Regions from separate parts of the Mus musculus genome. Here region 1 is linked to region 2. Evidence: chromatin loops called from intact Hi-C (ENCODE). Cell type or tissue: heart. All regions are shown on one strand. Links, peaks and the distances in the headings refer to the core of each region. The heading gives the core; the rest is flanking DNA. Region 1 holds the start of Srsf11 (serine and arginine-rich splicing factor 11). Region 2 holds the start of Ankrd13c (ankyrin repeat domain 13c).

Region 1 (8,459 bases), core at 460-8,459, 91 kb after region 2:
CACAGTGCCCTTTGAAGGTGCCCTCATTCCACCATGTGGGTCCCTGATCAAACTTGGGTTTAATCCATCTCTACATTTTTCTATATGCTTTATGTTTTATAATAAAAATTATAGTTAAACCAACAGGGTTTCTCTGTATAGCCCTGGCTGTCCTGGAACTCACTTTGTAGACCAGGCTGGTCTCGAACTCAGAAATCCGCCTGCCTCTGCCTCCCAAGTGCTGGAATTAAAGGCGTGCGCCACCACCGCCCGGCATGATAAAATCTTTTAACTACAAATCTGATTTATGTAAGACTTACTGAGCACAGTAATCGAGGGCATTTGATGCAGAAAGGCTAGCAAAAAAGTAATTTATTTAAATATTTTCCATCTGTTTTGACTATCACCATAGAGCTACTAAGTTGAATAGGCAATGAAATACTTATCATTGTTAATGACTTTCACAGAAATAATATAGCTAAAAGCAGGTGACAAAAATCTTAAGACAAACAGTAAGTATATCTAATCTATGACAGTTTAAGTGATCGTAATTATTTGCCAGAAAAGGCAACAGAATTATAGAATCTGGATATAGGCAACAAATTCTTTCTTCTTACTATTTCTCCAATATTATAAAGGCATCCCAAACTCACAAATTTCTCCAAATACTATATCTCTACTAACTTCTAGAGATTTCTGAGATGCTAGAAGTATAGCATAACACAGAAAACAAAGAAAAGACAGCCAATGTTCCCAATCTATTGGAATTGCAGTTCTCTCCATAAGCAAACATAGAGATGTAAGAAATGCATGTACTAAAAAGGCAAGAAACTCTGCACAAATTAACCTCTTTTTCTCTTACTAGAACGGAAACTACTTATTTAATAAGTCAGTCATCAACTATAGCTTTCAACTATGAAAAAAGTCTAATATATAAACAAAATTTCATGAGGGACACAGCGATGTTTGAAAATGTACTATTAAATTGTAGTGGTAAGAATGGATTTCCCTATCTTTATTTGATAATAAGTTTTACTTTCTGTCACGAAACAAATCAGCACTTTCTGGGTGACTTGATTGCTTATTTTTTTTTTTTAAGTAATGTCAAGCGATATTAAATAAAATGCATATAATAAACCATAGCCAAACACCTCCATTAAAAAAAAGGCAGGTATGCCTAATCTTTAGCAGGACAGAAGAGGGCTGCTTTTCAGTATTCCAGAGCTGGTGATAGAACCCAACGTCTTTGCAAGATATGTAAGTGTTCTATAACTGAACTACATCCCAAAAGATGTGATCTTTTATTTTATTTGGCGCTACTTCAATAATGCAGAATGTCTAATTAAAAAAATTTTAAAATTTATGTCTGTGTGTGTACCTGTATGAGCCTTTATGTGCACCATGTGTGTGCAGATGCTGGCAGAGGTCATATTCTCTGAAACGGAGTTAAAGGCAATTGTGAATTGTCCTGGAACTCACTCTGTAGACCAGGCTGGCTTTGAACTCAGAAATCCTCCTGCCTCCTACCTCCCAATTGCTAGGATTAAAGGGGTGCACCACCACTGCCGGGCTTCAGTAGGTGCTTTTAACAACTGAGCCTTCCAATTGTCCCCATATTGTCTAATTTTAAAACCCACAAATACTTTGAGTGCCACTACTGAAAAATGTTTCATTTTAAATGCATTATTAGTCTTAAGGTAATTCAACTACCATAAAGAACTAGTTGTCAAGACTACCCTCATATATTTTATAAACAAGCTCAATCCATGAATTACCTTCCAGTTTCTATCAATTAGCAACAAATAGATAATTTTCTCAAATGCAAGAGATAATTTTGGCTACAACCTGTTTATTTTTCACATGCTATATGAGTATAACATACAGTATATTATGAACTTGTATTAGCCAAATCCTTATGCCAGTTCATACCTATTGATATAGAAATATGCTGGATGTGGTGGCACTCATTTTTAATATTAGCACTTGATAGGCAGGGTGGATTTCAAGTTGGAGTCCAGTGTGATCTACATAGTGAGTTCCAGGCTAGGTAGGGCTACATAGATTCTGTAGACTCTAAAACAAAACACAACAAAACTCTAAAATACATTTGGGTGAAGAAACTGCATGTGATACAGTATGGTCAGACCACACCAAATCTACTTTTCAACTAATACTGTTTTTCTCATTAGGATGACAAAAGAGTTATGCAGCCTTCTCCCTGCATATGTTCTTTACATTTAAAAGAAGGGGAGAAAATCGGGGCTGGAAAGATGGCTCAGTGTTTAGAAGCACTTAAGGTTTTTTCAGAGCACCAAAGTTTGATCCAGGCACCCACATGGCAGGCGGCTCACAATCATTGCATAACCACAGTTGCAAAGGATCTGATATTTTCTTAGAGCAAAAAAACACAAACATAAATACACAGAAAACAAATTAATTTAAAAACTCATTTCTGTGATGGCTGACATGTTGATGGCTAACTATGTTTAAAAGTTAAAAATCTCTGTAGTTAGGCAAAATTAGACCTCCTATGTTAAGGACTGCTAAGGATATATATTTTTAACTGATGTTCCTGTAAATAAATTTGTTCTGCTTGAACATAAACACATTGTAATTTTGCATTCTTTGCCTTTATAAACCCGACTGAGGTGGCTGGGCGCTGCATTCTAGTGAATCTCTAAACATCCCCCAGACTCATAACCATTTCATACTGGTGAGATGGCTCTGCAGGTTGGTGGAAAAAAAAACCCACTCCCTCAAGTTGTTCTCTAACCTCCTGAGGCACCAGGGCACGTGAAACCCTATTCACGTGTGCAAAAAGAAACACTAAACTTAAAGAGGAATGTAATAGAAAATCAATTTCAGTCAAAGAATTTGGTCTGCGCTGGACACAGGATTCACGGCCCTGCCCACGTTAGGGAATTATATCCCCAGCCCTGGATAGTTGAGGGCTACTTCTTCGTTTGGGAAAATATATCAATACTTTGTAAACTCCAGGAAAAACTAAGCAGGAAATCGCTACTTATTAAATAAAATTTTCTTTTTTGTATTTACAACAAAACTACGCATTTAAATTTTCTTTGCTTTCTTTCTTTCTTCTTCTTTTTTTTTTCCTTTTTTCTTTTTTGAGACTGTTTCTCTGTTGCTCTGGCTGTCCTGGACTCGCTGTGTAGACCTGGCTGACCTCCAATTCAAGAGATCCATTTGACTCTGCCTAATCTAGTGCTGTGATTAAAGACGTGCGCCACCATGCCAGGTCAGTATTTACATTTTCATTATCCGAAGTTATTTTTAAAACTTCTTAAGACTGGATTATCGGTAAATCAGTGAAAAATGAGCTTCGTAAGCGTGGGACCAACTGCATAAGTTAGTCTGTAAGCGAGCAGGATTCGAAGTCCGAGCCCTTCACCACAGCTTTTAGCTGTCAGGTGGGTACTTAAGCTTAAGGGCCAAGCTTCGTGTCACTCGCCATCCTGTTCTCCGGGATCAATTCGATCACCGCACTGAACTCAGCGATCCCCAGGCCTGGCGCCCAGGGCCACAGGCCGCGCCTCAGGTTTCGACGCCGCCACGTTCTGATGCGACGTTGGGTAGCGCAGCCATGCCCGACCGCGCTGTCTAGGGAGCCCATGTTCCCCCCACGAGGACCTCTCAGCCCGTTAGACGCACTTACCCGAAAGAAGTTTCTCCTGAGGGCGAGGTTGGTGAGGGCAACGGAAGGGCTCGTCGGTCCTGCGGTCCCGGGAGCTGGCGGTGACGACATCAGCGCGCGCAGCTAGGGCAAGGCCCGGATTACTGTGAGGCGGAAGGGGCGGGGTTATCCAGCCATGGCACCTTGAAACGTCACAGCCGTGGTCGGGGCTTCCGGTGTGAGCTTTTGAATATGTCGCGCCAGCTGAGAGCCCCTAGGTTTGACCCTCGTGCGGGATTCCACGCGGAGGGCAAGGACAGAGGCCCCTCTGTTCCCCAGGGCCTGCTGAAGGCAGCGAGAAGCAGCGGCCAACTCAACTTGGCGGGAAGGAACCTCGGGGAAGGTGAGGCAGCGCGCGAACATCCTCTTGGTCCCCTGTGCACCCACCCGCGCCTGCTCCGTGGCCCTGCTAAGACTGGCCTTGACTTACTCGAAGTGTTCACTGAGATGTCCACAGAATACGGGATAAACATCGTAGTTTGGGAGTAAATTCGCTGTGAGATAGAGGATAGGCAGGTATTTGATTCGCCTTCCTCTTATTTTCGTTTTACCAGCTCCCCTCTGTGAGCTTAGAATAATTTTCTTTCAAGCCTAGCCTTTTTTTTTCTTCCACTTGAGGAAAATCCCAATGACAAACATACTCCTTATCCTAAGTACTAATTCAGAGTAAATGCTGCGGAGTATATGAATTTGAGAACATCCTGAGAAACCTATGAATGATCAACAAGCACAAATCTACATATTACTAAGTATAAATAAATACCTTTGTAGTGTATGTGTTTGGTAGGAGAGGACAGAGACAAAGAGAGGATTGAGAAGTGAAGCATTCTTTCTGTAATATTTTTTTCTACTTGCATTGATTAAAATCTTCCACTTCTAATAATGTACTTATGTATCTGTAAGGTTGACTAAGTAAAGACATTATGTGTATGCTTACTGAATGTGATGATTACTTGTGTCAAGTTGACACAATCAATGAGGGATTATTTAGATCATGTTCTCTATGAAGAACGTCTATGAAGACCTGTCTTGATTGATAATTGATGTAGGAAGATCTAGCCCACTGTGGGTTGTGCCATTCCCTAAGTTGGGTCTTGAATCCAAAGGTTGAGTCGTATAAAAAAGTGTGCGTGCCTTAATTCATTTCTCCCTCTGCTCTTGATTGTAGTTGTGTTGTGAGTAGCTGTTCCAAGTTCCTGCCATCTTGACTGATGGCCTGCAAATGAAATTATGAGCTAAAATAAACTTTTTCTCTAAGGTTCTTTGTTATGGTATTTTACCACAGCGTCTGGAAAGAAGAGTAGAATAGAAATTGGTACCCAGAAAGTGGATAAATCTGACTACATGGTTCCTAGGATATTTGAACTATTTTATATGGCTAGAATGTGGAAGGCTCTGGAATGTAGGTCTAGGAAAAAAGCTGAATGTTATGGGCAGAGCATAATGGACTGTGTTTTGGTTTGTTTTGTTGTTATGGGAAGTTGGAAAATAAGAATGCTGACAGAAATGTAGACATTGGAAGCCTGACTTTTGAAGTTTTACAGGGCAACAAGGACTGTGGTGGGAACTGGGTTAGCTGCCATTTGGATTATATTGTGGCCAAGAAATGGCTTCCTTCTTTCTACCCATGTCCTGAGTACCTGAGAGAAGACAGATATACTGGTTCGTTTGGCAGAGGCAATTTTGGGAGAGTATTCAGACTGGTATTGAAAACCGTTGTATAATTGCTATACCATTGTAAAGCAGCCTCTTGCACAGCATTGGGACAATAGGAAAGTGGTTTTTTTTTTTTTTTTTTTTTTTTTTTTTTTTTTAGGGTCAACACAAGTAAGCTTGTCGGTGGGTCTGTGGGGGATTGTCTTGGCTATGCTAATTGATGTTAAGATCCCCCCCCCCCCTTGATCTCAGTTTCTGAATTTTTCTTCCATGTTTCTAACTTTTCATTCATATTGTGGATGTTTTCATCCATTTTGCTGACTTTCTTCTCTGAGACCTAGGTTGAAACCATCTACTTGTTTGTATCCTCTTTTAATTAATTAGTAATTTCTTACCCGAAAATTTGAAAGTTTCATGTGGCATTTTGTCTATTTCAGTATCTGTGAAGATCAGTTGCAATTTTTGAGGGATCATATTTCCTTCACTTTTTTATAGTTCTGTGTTGCAGTTTGCACATCTGTTGGTTTGTATATCTAGTCTAGAATTTTAAGTAGACATATTAAGTAGACTGTTCTTGAAGGCTCAGTCTCCAGTACCACCCATCAAGAAAGAAACAGACTATTGTGACTCCAAACCCACCAAACTATAAAGATATCTATACATTGAAAATACGTTATTGCTCACTAATATACCATTACTAGTTGTTGTAGTAAGGGTTACCATTGCTGTGAGGAAACACCATCACCAAAAGCAAGTTGAGGAAGAAAGGGTTTATTTGGCATCATTGAAGTAAGTCAGGACAGGAACCTAGAAGGAGGAGCTGATTTTCTGCTCTTTTCCTATGTTCTTTCCCCTTTTAAATTTCTAAAGCTTTTGTTCTATTTGTCTCTTTGGGATTAAAATCTATTTTCCTTATTCTGACTCTTTACTGAGTCATACAGAGGCAAGCTTCCATTCCTGCATCTGATTGGGAAGTCTCTGGTGAATTTGAATGACAGTGAGAGTAGGGCATAACTAGTGATTGATTGGCTTGAGTCCTATTCCAAGTTTTGTGTCACCCTCCTGCAGCCATACCTTTGTCAGGGACTGAAAGACTCTTTGGATAGTTGGCTACACCAGGTTTTGATTCAGCTTGTCGACAAGCTTTTTCCTAGAAATTCAAGCTTTTGCTTATCTCAGTGAGGGCCTTGCCTGGAAGCAAGCACTCTAGTGGAGCTTCCACTTCATAGTGATTGTTCTACTCACTACACTATAGATGTTACCTTTTGCTACAGTAGAATAACACAGTTTTGTGTGGTGGGTAAGAAACAAAATTATGTCTGGTAGAATGGTAGCTGCTAGGATCAGAAACCTTTCACAGGCCATAATGGCAAGTGGCTCTGCAGAGCTTAGAGTACAGTGCTAACGTACCCGCTAAACTCTGGGTAGTCACACATTTTCTTGATGCCTCATTTTTTTTTTTTCACCTACAAAACAGGGATAATGAAACCTCCTGTCTCACAGAGTTATCAGGAGAGTTTAGCATTGTAGTTTGTGTTTTCATGCTAGGGATCAAACTCAGGGTCTCATGTAAAATTCACACTACAGTCTGGGTCCCCCCCAATAAAATACATTGTGTTGTAATTTATTAACATTTGGTTTATTGACATTTAAATACCTTTTGAACATTTATTTTTTATTTACCTGCACATGGGCAGTCAGGGGGCATCGTGTGGGAGCTGGGTTTCTCCAGCAGTGTTGTTCTGAGGTTCAGACTCTGAGCAGGTTTGACAGCGAGTGCTCTTACCCACTGTGAGGGTTTGAATGAGCATGTTCTCCAGAGGCTCATGTGCTTGAATATTTGGTCTCCACTTGGGAAAGATTAGAAGATGTAACCTTGTACCATTTTTTTGCTTCATGGTTGTAGCTCAGGGTGCATCATTTACTCCACCATCATGAGCTCTACCCCTTTCCACCCAGAACCATAATCCAAATTAAACACTTTCTTTTATAAATTATCTTGGTCATGGTGTTTTATTACTGCAATAGAAAAGTCACTAATATACCCTCCATGCTGTCCCTCAGGCCTTGACCATGCTGTCCCTCAGGCCCTGACCATGCTGTCCCTCAGGCCCTGACCATGCTGTCCCTCAGGCCCTGGAGTTACTTGGGACCATTGTAAGATAAAGTATTCAATGAGTATGTCTCTAAGTCTTCACTTCATTTTTATTCTTTTTCCCTTTTCTTCTTGATGTGGTGGTGATGGAGATAGTCCCTCAGTGTGTTTGGAGAATAAATGTGGACATTCCTGAAGAGGCTAATCAGAATCTTTCATTCAGTTCTACTGAACGATGGTGGGATCAGACAGATCTGACCAAACTCATCATCTCCAGCAATAAACTTCAGTCTCTCTCTGATGACCTCCGACTCTTGCCTGCCCTTACTGTTCTTGATGTAAGTTGACTATAATTATGGGATCTTAGTTAAACAAACTGAATTTAGGTAAGTTGAAGAGCTAAATTTAGAAGTTGCTAAACAGGAAGCCTTCCTTGCTGAGCTTGTAGAATGCAAGACAAATTTAAAAAACTGACTTGGAAGATCGGCTCCATGTCTCTATGTCCACAGACCTGGTGTAGATGCTGTGATTAAATGAGTCATGTGTGCAAACAGAACTGGCACTTGGCTTCTTGTTTTTGTTTTTTATTTCCCCTTGTTAAATTTTATTTTAGACACTAAAGCAAATACAGTACTCAGGGGTCTTTTGTGTTCCTGTTTCAGAACTTGCCCTTAGACTCATTGACTGTAACTATTTACCTGAATTTTTTGTGTTCTTAGTTGGGTCTTTTTTTTTTTTTTTTTTTTTTTGTAGTGAAAGTTGACCTATCATGTGATAAGTGAACCATGAAGGGTGTACTTTAGAATCTACAGGCCTTTAGTGAACTGGGTCATGTCCAAACTCTTCAACTCGTGTGTGGAAATGGTGGATGTAAACAGTGCCATTCTTGAGGAACAAAAAGTTTTGTTTTGTGTCTGTAAAATAACAAAACAATAGTCTGGCTTATTCTGAGGTTCTTTCTACTGTGAAGATGCTATGATTCTGTGAGACTGTAAAGCTGTTCTCCCAGCTCATATCTGTTCTGTGTGTGATATTAAG
Region 2 (8,502 bases), core at 348-8,347:
TCCTTTCCCCCCTGAGGGCCTATAAAAACTGGGAACTCTTTCCCCTCGAGGACGACTCCTCTACCCCTGCGTGAGATATGAGTCGTCCCCAGAGCTCTGGCTTTCCCCGAATAAAGCCTCATGTGGTTTGCAACAAGCTCGGTCTGTCGTGAGTTCTTGGGTGTCCGCTATTGTCCTGAGGCCTGAGCGAGGGGCTCCTCTCGGAGTCTTTCACTGTGTGGAAAAAAAATAAGCAAAACCTTTGTGTGTGTGGTTTTGAACTCAGTTCACCAGCCTTAGTGGCAAGTGCCTTTATCTGCTGAGGCATGTCACTGGCCCATAATTTATATTTTTTAAAGATTTATTTATTATTATATCTAAGTACACTGTAGCTGTCTTCAGATGCACCAGAAGAAGGCGTCAGATCTCATTACGGATGGTTGTGAGCCACCATGTGGTTGCTGGGATTTGAACTCAGGACCTTCGGAAGAGCAGTCAGTGCTCTTAACCACTGAGCCATCTCTCCAGCCTCGTAATTTAGATTCTTAACCACACAAGAAATTAGGAAGTGCTACTCTGAAAACAACAACAACAACATGATTTTGTGTGTGGTAAATTCAGTGCTTGAGTTATGGATTGGATCTTCTATCCTCAATATTTGACTGAAAAGTAAAAATATTTGAGAAGTTAGTAGTTCAGTTCACATCCAGATATTTTAAAGGTCATATTCAACTGAAAGCAAAACACTAAGCTAACTGTGTCCCTCCTTCCTTCCCTTCTTATCCCAGGAGTCCCTCCCTTCCTTTCCTCCTCCATGTCTGGGTGTTAAAGCTTGCTGCTGGTTCTTGGAATTTGTCTCTGCATCTCTCAGAGCCAATCCCCTTTGTGAAATAGTTCTACTATCTTGAGAACTTGGCCTCAACTTCTACTCAGAGATCAGTCCAATTGGCCAACACTAATTAGGTCACCCACTTCCCCACCCAGTGCGAGCTGAGTGTGCTACTGCTTCCTTCTACTCATGTCCTTGATGGAGATCGATCTGAAGAGTCCATCCAGGGTTGGGACTGGCTGAGGGGTTCACCAGGAAGGTCACCAATTCGGGACTCGAAGGGCTACTCGTGAGAACTGGTCTAAGTGTGCTATGTAGGTTATTACATGCTTTCAAGGCAGTTTTAATTGAAGGGGTCCTTCACTCTGGAGCCTTCCAGCATCTGAGAGTCAAGAATCAATTCCAATACAACGGATTGAATTTTATAATACGGTTTCCCAGAGAGAATATGCTATGTAGAGGTATTTCAAGTAAGGTTAAATAGCAGAAAACCAAGCTCAGGGTTTGAGATAGGCAGAGGATGGGACAGCTCTTCTCCCTTATCCAAAGGATCCCAGAAACTACTGCATGGTTTAAGAGAGAGGGGAGGAGGAGTGAGTTAGTTCGTGGAAGCCCTTTGAATGGTGTAAATTTAGGAATGACCACAACTAGCTGACTGTTAAGACACTTGACATTCTTTTTTTTTTTTTAAAGATTTATTTATTCATTATATGTAAGTACACTGTCGTCAGACACTTGAGAAGAGAGAGTCAGATTTCGTTATGGATGATTGTGAGCCATCATGTGGTTGCTGGGATTTGAACTCAGTACCTTTGGAAGAACAGTCAGTGCTCTTAACCGCTAAGCCATCTCTCCAGCCCCCGAATGTGACACTCTTGAGAAGGCCATTTGGGCACTTTTCCTAAGTGCATCTCTTTTTGTTTTAAACATGTTTGCCTCCTCTTAGTAAATCCAAATTCTGCTTTAACTGGCTTGTCCAGTTTTAGGAGAGCAGAGGTCTTTTTGAAGCACACCTGTGGGTGCTGCAGGTACCAGCATGGGAGCAATGCATCTCATCCCTGACACTGCAACGCTAAGTATGGCTCCCTCCTCACAGAACTCAAAGGCCAAGAAGATGAAGGAGGCATATGGAAATTGTAATGGAGAATGAGGAAGAAGGAAAGACAGGAAACATAATTCAGGAGGCTGTGTTGCTGCTAGGAGAGGTGATTTCCAACATGGATCCTAAAGTCTTTTCCTGCCATAGACTTCTTCTTCAATACCACAGAAAACTCTTTTTTTTTTTCCCCGAGACAGGGTTTTCCTGTGTAGCCTTGGCTGTCCTGGATTCAGAAATCTGCCTGCTTCTGCCTCCCAAGTGCTGGTATTAAAGGCGTGTACCACCATGCCCAATTCCACAGAAAACTCTTGTCACTAATATTTGGAATAGATTTTCTGGGAGCATAATATGAATTATAAAGTGCCACACGCTCTGGTTGAGTCAGCTTGACAAGCTGAGAGGCTTGGATGCTACACACGAGGCAGAAGGGTTTCACGGAAACTCACTCCTGGAGTCTGGCGTTCTCTCTAACCCATACATTAATTTTCCATTCCCGAGTTAGTCTAGTGTATGGATCCACGTGCTCTCTTTTAGTATTATCCTATTATAAGTGCCTTTTAAGATTGAATTCTGACATAGCTAAAGCCTTCACCAGTGTTCCAACAGTCCTAGAAAGTCCTTGAGCAAGACCATGGGCTTGGAAATTCAGTAAAAATGTTGCTATTCAGTGACATTCAGAATTGCCTCTGGTACTACACTATCACTTTGAATAAAAACTAAGTCACTGCCCTACACATGAATTTACCATCACCTAGGAAGAAGGGAGTTTCAGACCTAAGGAGAAACCAGAGTAGATACTTAGAACTATAGATAGCTGAGTTATACCCAGACGCACGTATTTACAATGGCCTAGGGGGAAGGTGGACTATACAATAGACTAAAATAGGAACTTTGGCAAGGGCACGAAGCCCTTGACCCTGGCTTCTAAAATTAAGTGAATCTTAGGTGGAGCCCTTGTTTTTTATTTTTTTTTATTACGTATTTTCCTCAATTACATTTCCAATGCTATCCCAAAAGTCCTCCACATCCACCCCCCCCCCCACTCCCCTACCCACCCATTCCCATTTTTTGGCCCTGGCGTTCCCCTGTACTGGGGCGTATAAAGTTTGCCTGACCTATGGGCCTCTCTTTCCATTGATGGCCGACTAGGCCATCTTTTGATACATATGCAGCTAGAGTCAAGAGCTCTGGGGTACTGGTTAGTTCATAATGTTGTTGGTGGAGCCCTTGTTGATCCCAGTTGTTAACAATGAATTCTATCCCAGGTGGTTCCTGTTAGACCTGTGTTTGCATTCCTCTGATTTATGTAAGAATCCAGTAACCTCTTTGTACCTTGTGAGTGTGTCACCCAACTTCCTTATTGTCTTCTGTATAAAAAGTTCGATTTGACAAATTACATTCAGATTCTACACAACCTCTCCTGTGTGCATCTATCTGTCATCCCATCAGACACTTTCCCCACCTGCGACTAGAGACCCATTCCACACAGACAAAGGGATCCAGAGGGTCTGTGGCAATAAAATGTATCAAAATTGCTTCAGAATTTTATAAAAACCAAACTTGTGTATATACTCATCTTTATTAGGTGTAATGCAGATATAGCACTATCATGAAGTTAAAAAACAAAACGAAACAAAAACCAATAAAACAACACAAGGGACTGGGGAGACTGGGCTTTCATAAGTTCTTTAAAACCTCTTTCAGATACTACTTCCTCCACAAAGACTTTTAAAAATGATTTTGTTTATTTTTATTTTATATGTTTTTTTTTTTTTTGCCCGAATGTATATCTGTGTGAGGGTGTTAGGTAGTCAGAAACTGCTGGAGTTACATACAGATAGTTGTAAACTGTCATGTGGGTGCCGGAAGCTGAATCCCAGGTCCTCTGAAAAAGCAGCCACTTCTCTCAACTGCCGATCCTCCTCTCCAAGCCCTTCACAAAGACTTTCTGAAATTTGATTTCTGTGTCAATTTAAACTAATAATTTCCCCTTATGTTATATTGGGATGTTACAGAATCTCAGAATTTACATTTTTCTTGTACTAAATATCTTTAATAGTACTCATATTTTGATGTCCCTACCCATTACATACTATAAGCCTTAAACCTCAAAGTTTAAAGGGATGAGATGTTTGTTTTTTGAGAACAGTCACTTGAGGCAACCTTCCTGTATCTACTTCCCGAGTGCTGGGATTGTAAGCATATACCACCACAATAGGTTGTCTTAAAAAAAAATGTTCATGGTGTTTGATTTCACTGAAAGAACACTTAGGAGTTTTAACATCCATCAAGAGGTAGCAGCCAGTAATTAGGTACATGATTTTGGCTGCCTACCTACTATTTACTGTTTTTTTTTTTTTTTTTTAAGACTAATTTTGTGTGTGTGTGTGGGTATGCACCAGAGGACAATTTGTTGGAATGGGTTCTTTTCTTTTACCATGTGGGTCCCAGGGATTGAATGCTCAGTGGCATGTCATGTCACTGGTCCATCTACTAATTTTGGGACAGCATTCACTCTGTAGCTCAGGCTAGCCTTGAATCCATGTGATCAATCCTTTTGCCCTTCCTCAGTTTCTGGAGTGCTGGAACTTATTGATGTGAGCCACCATGTTCAGTTTAGTTTTCTAAATGTTCACAATTTCATCACACACACACACACACACACACACACACACACACACAGTGCTTTGATTCCCACTCACTACCTCGACTATTCATTCTATACGTCTTATGGCACTTTTGTTCTACACCATTTTATTTCGCTGGGTTACTGTGCAATTCCTGAATCTGATCTAAGATCCGTTTCCTACTTCCAAAGAATTTATGTCCAAAATTCCAAACTGTATAACTAGCACTCTGTGTAAAAACACCAAGGACCTCCAACTTCAATATGCTAAATTTGAACTCATTTTTAAAGGAGTCTTAAGCTTTTTCCGGATTCACTGTATCCCAGAGCATGCTTTCATCATCTCTCACCCGGGTTACTGCCCACTTATTTAAAAACAATTACTCCATTTCCTCAAGTAAGCATCCTCCACATACTTTAACTCTGACGTTTGTCCCAAATACACTCAACTAACAGCTGTTTGAAAAATCCTCCATTCCCGGTGTAATAAACAGCCTTTGAATTCCAAAGTCAGGCCCTAGATTCCTCCAGGATAACTGGCCATCTCTCCTCGCCTACAGCCTTGCCAGCCTGAGCAAGTCCTTGCACAGGTTAGGGAACCCAGCAGAGTCTTAGCGAGTGTTTACTGAAGGTCCAGCGCAGCTGAGTGACGTCACGTCCGATATCCGGTGGTGTCTTCCTACGTCGTTCTGAGGGAGGTTGACAAACAGGGTTTCAGCCTTTAAGCTAGAGTTCGTAACTGCCGTTGACCTCCTCCTTTACGAAGGCCCAGAGCACCAGGTCAGAGCTCTGAGTCTGGGTCTGAATTCAGCCGCAGGGCCCGGCCCAGGGTGGAACCCTGTGCGAGAGGAGCGCGGGCGCTGCCCGGACCCTGACCCAAGCGCAGAAGCGGCCCTCTAACACTCCGCGGCGGCGTTTCCTCCGAAGCTCTCGCGAGAGGAGCCGGGGAAAGATGGCTGCGCCGGGTCTTTCCGAGTGAGGAGGAGGCGGCGGCGGCGGCGCCGGGCGTCGTGCGGTCGTGGTCTCTTGAGCTGCGGCTTTCCTCGTCCGAGACGAGGGCCGCCGCCTCCGGGAGATGCGCGTGTCGCGGACCCGCGGTCGCCCCGGGAGTTCATGCTGCGTGCTAGGCTCGCGGCCGCCGCTCTAATCGCCCGGCGCCGCCGCCGCGCCGGCTCGGCCCGCGGTGAGCCTCCCGGAGCCTGTCCCGCGCGCCGCGGCGGCTATGACCGGGGAGAAGATCCGCTCCCTGCGGAGGGACCACAAGCCCAGCAAAGAGGACGGGGACGTGCTGGAGCCCTGCGAGGAGGAGGCGACAGCCGCGCTCGGCGGCGCCTTCACCGGGGGCAGAAGCGGACCGGGCGGCAGCGGCAAGGGCGGCAAGGCCTGCCATAAGATCTTCAGCCACCACCACCGGCTGCAGCTGAAGGCGCCCGCCGTTCCGGGCCCCGGCGTTCCGGCCCCGCCGCAGCACAACGCAGTGACTGCCACCTGCCCTGCCCCGGCCTGCCTGGGCGGCAGCAACCCCGCTTTAGTCGCTGACGGAGGCGGCTGCCCCTCGCTCTACCCGGTCCACGAGTGCGTCTTTAAGGGGGACGTGAGGAGACTGTCCTCGCTCATCCGCACGCACAATATCGGACAGAAAGATAATCATGGTGAGCTTTGCCTAATTTCCGTCCCCTCGGAGGTGGGGTGGGGGTGACCGTTGGCCTCCGGGTTCCCGGTCCCTTCTCCCGCACCGTGTTTTCCTCTGGCGGAAAACCTCGAGTCTTTTCAGGTGCAGCGAGCGTGCCAGGGGTCAGGGTGCAGCAAGGATGTTTTCTTCTTTTCCACCTGAGCATTTCGGGACAGGTTGCATTTTCTCTGCGGCAGTCTTTGCGAGTGCCAAAAGGTCGGGCTATCTCACATCCAGGCAGGTCTTCTGGGTTTTAGGGAACGTTTCCTTTTTCCCTCCCTCCCTTCTTGCCGGTCTTCACCGCCCAGGTACGCGCAGATAGATGTGAGTTTTTATCCGTCACTGACCTCGTGCTGTAAACACTGGTTTTTGAAAGCCATACTGAAATGTGTCCGCATTTAATTTCCCAAAGCAATTGAAGAGACTTTTGTTTTTGTTGCTCTTTCCACACCAGGACCATTTTTCATCTTGATTGAGACTAAAGACATACTATGGTTTTCATTATAAAGTCTTAGCCACATGTACTGGCTGGTTTTATGTGTCAACTTGACACAGTTGGAGTTATCACAGAGAAAGGAGCTTCAGTTGAGGAAATGCCTCCATGAGATCCAACCTGTAAGGCATTTTCTCAATTAGTGATCAAGGGGGAAAGGCCCCTTGGGTGGGACCATCTCTGGGCTGGTAGTCTTGGGTTCTATAAGAGATCAGGCTGAGCAAGCCAGGGGAAGCAAGCCAGTAAAAAACATCCCTCCATGGCTTCTGCATCAGCTCCTGCTTTCTGACCTGCTTGAGTTCCAGTCCTGACTTCCTTGGTGATGAACAGCAGTATGTAAGTGTAAGCCGAATAAACCCTTTCCTCCCCAACTTGTTTCTTGGTCATCATGTTTGTGCAGGAATAGAAACCCTGACTAAGACAGCACATGTTTGAGAAAGCATGGTATATTTGGTAGTGAACGGTATCAGTATCTACTTTTGGCCGAATCTTGCCTGGTGATTTTTTAACCCCTTTAAAGCAACTTGTTGTTGTTGTTTTTGTAAAGACTTATTTGCATCCTCCCCTGCCTCCCCCCCCCCTACTTCGTGGTGCTGTGGATTGTATCTAACTAAGGTCTTGTGAAATAGTAATTGTTGAAAATATTTTTCAATGTTTTATTAACAGGCAAATATTGTTGGCAGCTGTTTTTAACCTGACCATTCATTCTACATTAATTAATTAGGTAAACTGCTCAAGATGGTATTATACATTTGTGCACAAAATGGTTTTGCACATTAATGCAATACCACCTGTGAAAATAAGCTTCCTGAATTTCATTGGTTTTTAGATTTTTTTTTTTTATCTAAAATTAGAACAAAAGTAGAAAACAAAACAAAAAAAATGAATGATTTTGGTTCAGTTTTCTGTCTTTGTCTTCTGATTTTGTAAGACCAGTCTGGCCTCGAACTCAGAAATCTGCCTGCCTCTACCTCCCAAGTGCTGGGATTAAAGGTGTGCGCCACCACCGCCCGGCCTTTTAGTCTATTTTACTGTGCTGTTCTACCAAGCACATTTGACTGCTACCGAGAACTAGATGCCGACTTAAACAGTTGAATCGTAGCCCTAGTGTATTGGTTAGTAGGATGCTGTTTAGACGTGGTCTAGTAGTAGCTGTGTTTTATCTTTGCCTTTAGAACTTAGTTACATGCCTTAAAGTCTCTTTGAAAATGGTCAAACATCCCCTTTGCAAGTTAATGCTCTTTAAGAGATAAGTGGATGCCATAGGAACTACTGAAATTTTGGAATTACTGATTGTTGAGCTTCTAGTTATGTATTTATCATTTTTAAAAACTAAATACTTTTCAGAATAATTAGAATTCTATATATCCTTAAAGGATACTCCTGACCTTTACCCACCAAAATTCACCTTTTTTTGTATTTCATTTAGCTGCCTTTATATCACTTATGATCAAAGCAGCTATGGGCTCTTGCCTGTAAAAAGTGCAACCATGCCTCTTTTTGGCACACTCAGGGAAGAGGCACTGCTGTGCTCTTCTGTAGTTTCATAGTGTCCCCATTAAACTCTAAGATCAGTATTTTTTTTTTTAACCGAATTTATTTCTGCATGCCTGTTTGTGAAGATCCAAGGACAACTTGTGGAGAATTAAGTCTCTCTTTCATTGTGTGGGTCCCAGGATTGAATTGAACCCAGGTTGTCTGTTGTTCCCATTACTGCAGGTTAACTTAACCCTAGCCGCCTCCGCCTCCAGCCTAGCTATTAAAACTTTTTTTTTTTTAGATTTATTTTTATTTTATGTGCCTT

Evidence for each region. Peaks named below come from ENCODE experiments on the same cell type or tissue, not always from the same donor. Only the 100,000 strongest peaks of a DNase experiment are listed, where the experiment ranks them.
Region 1: it touches region 2 in a loop (5-fold over the local background); 24 of 42 quality-filtered maps call a loop at or near these places.

The regions. Positions count from the first base shown.
Region 1 is chr3:158,032,864-158,041,322 of GRCm38, forward strand. Srsf11 (serine and arginine-rich splicing factor 11) reads right to left here and starts at 3,743. Exons shown (of 13, transcript NM_001379531.1): 1 at 3,653-3,743. The coding sequence starts at 3,742. Lrrc40 (leucine rich repeat containing 40) reads left to right here and starts at 3,819. Exons shown (of 15, transcript NM_024194.6): 1 at 3,819-4,013; 2 at 7,578-7,759. The coding sequence starts at 3,863. In heart, for the core only: no CTCF peak of the experiment used is centred there; a DNase peak (open chromatin) is centred at 3,768; H3K4me3 peaks cover 3,105 bases; H3K27ac peaks cover 1,383 bases.
Region 2 is chr3:157,941,772-157,950,273 of GRCm38, forward strand. Ankrd13c (ankyrin repeat domain 13c) reads left to right here and starts at 5,229. Exons shown (of 13, transcript NM_001013806.2): 1 at 5,229-6,185. The coding sequence starts at 5,756. In heart, for the core only: no CTCF peak of the experiment used is centred there; DNase peaks (open chromatin) are centred at 5,220, 5,430 and 6,120; H3K4me3 peaks cover 2,686 bases; H3K27ac peaks cover 1,917 bases; H3K27me3 peaks cover 383 bases.